Linked DNA regions of Homo sapiens: region 2 is linked to region 1. The links are chromatin loops, found by intact Hi-C in ENCODE. Cell type or tissue: mammary epithelial cell. All regions are shown on one strand.

Region 1 (2,500 bases):
ATTTTTTGACGGGAATTAAATGGCAGATGCTCCATCCTGCCACAGAGCTGCTCATCATATGAATGGGTATATGCATTTCTCTGTTTTAGGCATAACTTCAGCTGCCTGAGCATAAAATGGCCAAAGTGATCTATCCTGAGGATGGTATTTGATTTGAACTGTGATTTATTTTCTATTTCTTATTCCCATTCTTCCCTTCCTATGTCCAGGAGTTGGGAACACCAAGGCAAAGTTTCAATAATAAGAAGATCATTGGGAAGAAACATTCAAGTGTGTTGATTGTCCCCACTTGTTAACTTAAGAAAAAACATAATTTATAAATTTAGAAGAGAAGAGGCTTTAATTCTTATAAAAGGTTACAGCCTGCAAGGTGGTTGTCCCACAGGCTGGGAAGCCTGCCTCTAGCCAAGACCAGAGACAGGCGTTTGGAAGGAGGAGGGGTTGGGGTAGGAGTTTTATGCTGAAAAGGTTGGCTAAACATACATGTTCAACAAGTTACAGGAGGAGCTGAGTATTCAAGAAAGTGGTCCTGACACAGGCATGTTAGATAAACATACATGTAACTTATGACCGATGTTCATTTTGAAATGAATAGATGAAATGTATTATACCTAGCCCCTATGTCAAAAGATCTTTTCAGGACATGAAGGTACACAGGTGTGCAGTCTCTGTAAACCAGCAAGAACCAGTCCATGGCTGGTGGTCTTCTCATCAGGAGAAAGTTACTGAATTCAGCCTCTTGTCCAGTCAAAGCTGTTTCTGGTCGGTGGAACAGGGGTTCAGTGAATCAGCATCTGTGAGCTGGATGAGTTGTAATTGTTTTAATACTGTTTATCTGGAGGCCAGTGCTTGTTTAGCTGCTGGAGAAAAAGAGAAACCTTGTGGCAGTTAGAACATAGTTGATTCTTTAAGTGCAGGAGTGTGTGACTTAACCCTTTGCCTGGTATGGTCTTAGGTCCTGTTTATAATTTGGTATCTTATTGCCATGAAAAGTCTCCTCTGTCAGTCTTATGATCCCTATTTTAACATTAATGCTGGTCAGTTGTGTCTAAACTCTAAAAGGAGGAGGTATAACCAGGCATGTCTGACTTTCCATCCCGTCATGGCTGGGAATACAGTTTTAAGGTATTTCTGGGGTTCCCTTTGCCAAGAGAGAGTCCATTCAGCCCGTAGGAGCTTAGGATTTTAAAGTTTACACATCCTTGGAACATTCATGAGATCCAACTGCAGTTCTCCCTGTGTTTACTAGGTGGCGGTATAACCCTTTCACGGAGGTCCTCTGACTCTCAACATAAACCTTACACTCCATAAATTCCGAGGTAGCAACAATATAGCCAAGGGCAGAAACAACTGTCTATTGTTTCAATATTCATACCCACTCTTACTGTATACACAGTTTATAAAGCACTTTCCCATGTTATGTCATGTATTTGCCCAGCCCCACCACTAAATCTGGGATGTTGGCATTGTTCATCCCCTTTTTGGGATAAACTATCTTACAGAAGTGATGTGGCTTGGCTCAGACCCGTAACAGAAACTGGCCTTGAACTCCTTTTTATCCCGAGACCAGGGCTCCTTGAGCTATACTGCATTTGTTCCAAACCGTTAGCTGCCACCAAAGAATTCTGAAAGTCAGAGCCACAGGGGTGGGAGGATGGGCTTGATTTCTGCCTCAGATTCCCTGCTCTTCCATCTGCTGCCCCCACCCCCACCCCCACCCCACCCCACCCTACCCCACCCCACCCCTGTGGTTCTGGCCTGGGTGGAAGTAGGAGTGGACTGAAAGAGAAGTTGAACTGCAGTGCAGGTCAGTTGTGATGGCAGCCTCGGCCAACCCCACAGGGATCTCTGGACCTAAGTGGGCTTGTGTGAGTTACCCCAGTGTGGGCTAACTTGGCTGGGTCTGTATCCCCTGCCTCCATCACCCAGAAGGGCATACCTGTGGACGTGGCAGCTCTGAAACTGTGGCAGGCTCTAAAGTCGACCAGCTGAAGCCTTTCTGCTCACAGCACTCCTAGCAGGTGGGGCAACAAGTTCTTCCTTGAAGCAGGAACTGCAGAGCACAAACCACACTCATCATAGTTCCTTTACCTGGAATGTCTTTTTGCATTGTTTTCAAATTTCCCTAGCTTCCAAAATCCAACAGGACACAACGAAAATCATTTGTGCAAGTTCTCAGAGATCTAGCCTTTGCATTCATCTCTAGCCTCACCTATGGTGGCGGTTGTTCTGACCCTCCAACTTTTCATTTGAGCAATACCATTTCCTGGAAACGCCATATTCCATTCACCTATGCTGTTGCCCTTGGTGATACTTTTGTGGGAAATGCCTTTATTTAATTTATTTACAAATATTTAATAGGCATCTATTATGTACCATATCCATTATCTGTGCCAAAACCCAGCTCAGCTCTCATTGCCTCTCAGGAAAACATCTCCCATTGCCCCCTTTCAAGAAAGAATTAATCAGTAGCTCCTATAGGCTGCCTTGTATACCCTTA
Region 2 (2,500 bases), 420 kb after region 1:
GTCTGTATTCCTTGTCATATGTGGCCACTGAAGTCTCTGTTCAGTTAGGTAAGTGATCACCTAATAACTGGCAGGTATTTCTTTCAATGCCTTGAACAATTAAGTGAGGGTTTTGTTTGTGTTGTGGCACACCTTCAACACTCCATCAAGCATTTTACATCTCTGCTTTAGCCTTCAGTTCTTGCTTGCACAGAGTCTCAAAGCCAGCCAGACATGAGAATTTGGTCTTTTCAGTTTCTTCCTGGGTATGTGCACAACTCTACACATACATGTGGTCTTATAAGGACCCAAGAATAGATCAAAACTTTTCAAAGGCCCATATGGACATCTCATTACCCAGTTCTTCCTTTTAAGCTTTCTGTCAGCCTGCTGATGCCACCTCAAGATGACTGCTATGTTAAATAAATGGTGCTGATTAGTTTCAACAAGTGCCCTGTGAGTAAGAGTTTTCTCAAAGAACAAGGTATGGGCCAAGTCAAATAAAGATGGGCCCTGAAAACAGAACTTTTCAGCCAGCTGGCACAGAGGTCAAATAGTGACAATTCTCTGGAGATGTGCTTTTGGGGAGCTCCAATGCCATTATGACCCCTCCACTGTCTACTAAGGGGCTAGTTTTCATAACTACCATAGTTGTGAGGCTGTTTTTCCAGACTACCACAGAGCTGGTAAAGGGGGATAAGATTACAGTAAGTTAAGGACGACATGGCTCACTATTCTTACTGAGAGTCAGGTGTTTTTCTTGAATCCACTTTAGATTGCTGAAAGGTGTTAGCTGATTTCCAAAGTTCTCAGAAAATTGACTTTGACAGTCTTTGCCAGTATTCTCATTGCTTTATGGAGGAACAGATTTTTGGAGGTCCTTACTCTGCCATTCCAAAATAGAAACCCCATATGCTTTTCTTAAACCTAATTTTAAAAAACACAATTATCAATGTTTTTCATTGATAACTGCTGCTGAACTTTTAGTTTGCTCCTAATTTTTTGCTATTATAAAGAAAGTCAATCTGAACAGTCTTGAAACTAAATCTGAGTTGATTCTTAGTTACTTCCTTAGGATATGTACATCATAAAGGCTTGTGATACATATATTGTAAAAAAACCTCCAGGAAAGAGGTATCAATTGCATTCCACCAGAGGGCACTATATGAGAGTGCATCAATGGCATTATGAGGTTTTCATGCTAGTAGGGTTTTTGTCTCACTGAGAGAGGCCTACATATTCTTTTCATAAGTTTTCTCTTTCATTGTAGTTTATAATATTAACTTAAATGGTTTCTTCTCTTTCCCTTTCTTGCCCCTCTCTTCCTGTTCCAAAAATTTAACTTCCTAAGATTCAGACATCAGGCTTTTGTTGCCCTTCATATTCCCTTTACTTCATAGCCACTCAAAAACGCTGACTTTCAACACTACCAGTGACTCCAAAACATGTAACCCTAACATTGACAACTTTCTTTTGTACTGCTCATATTGTTTTAAGTTTTCACTGTGATAGAACTCCATTTAGATATTTTACTACCACCCCAATTTCAACGAATACCAAATGCATCCATCTCCCCTAAAATTGAGAAGCTGAATGAGCCAGAAATAAGGTAGCACAAGAAGAAAACATAGAAAATATAATTTAGAATACTATAAACAAATAAGTTGAAAAAGCTGTGCAAAAGTTTAGAAAAACAGCAATTTTTCAAGAACTAGTCCCAAAGAGACAAACTGAAAGTTTAACTCAAATAAGAAAAAAGAAAATGGCAGAGCCAAGATCTAGGTAGTCCAAATCACCAGTCATAATTCAGTAAGAAAATCAGGACTGGGAACTGAATGGTCTGCCAACATCACTCATGGGGGAAACTCCTCTTAGTCAGAATGTACTAGTAACATTTCCTAAGAAAACACATTAGCTTTGCTGTTCTTTCCCTGCCACCAGCTGTTTCCCACTTGGCTCTGGCAATAAGAATTGCTTCCTTCTCCCCTCACCAGTCAATAAAGGCATGTGATAAGGGCGACACACTGCATTTTCTTACCCTCTTTCCCAAGCCAAGGCCCATGGCTGGCCACAAACGAGAGCAGGTGTTACAGCAAAGCAAAAGAGTAACTGCATTCAGAGGAGATCCAGTCTCCTAACCATACAGACTTCCCAAATTCTATAAAGTCAGCTAAATTACCAAAATTTGGGGGATATTATCTGAAATGTGATACCAAAATACCACTGTCTAAAGCATGACACTGGGATACAGAAGGTATGACTGTAATAAAAATCACTTGAGAACTAACAAGCAGGGTTTTTGCAATTTACCATCCTAATAAAGGGGACAATGAATCCAACTGATAATAACAAAGAACCACTTGGAAAACAATTATCTGAAGAGGTACTTAAAATGCTAATTAAAATGCTAAGAATGGGCTGGGTGCGGTGGCTCACACCCGTAAACTCAGCACTTTGGGAGGCTGAGGCGGGCGGATCACTTGAGGTCAGGAGTTCAAGACCAACCTGGCCAACAATGGCA

The links. Peaks named below come from ENCODE experiments on the same cell type or tissue, not always from the same donor. Only the 100,000 strongest peaks of a DNase experiment are listed, where the experiment ranks them.
Region 2: a loop joins it to region 1, with 3 times the contacts of the local background. A loop is called at or near these places in 5 of 110 quality-filtered maps.

The regions. Positions count from the first base shown.
Region 1 is chr3:130,275,116-130,277,615 of GRCh38, forward strand. LOC105374106 (a long non-coding RNA gene) reads right to left here and starts at 1,588. Exons shown (of 2, transcript XR_924479.3): 1 at 1,501-1,588; 2 at 318-860. In mammary epithelial cell, a CTCF peak has its summit at 1,243; no DNase peak of the experiment used is centred here.
Region 2 is chr3:130,698,835-130,701,334 of GRCh38, forward strand. The region is part of intron 13 of PIK3R4 (phosphoinositide-3-kinase regulatory subunit 4); the gene reads right to left. Among named protein-coding and RNA genes, the nearest start is that of PIK3R4, 47 kb to the right of the region's middle. In mammary epithelial cell, a CTCF peak has its summit at 1,131 (motif pointing right); no DNase peak of the experiment used is centred here.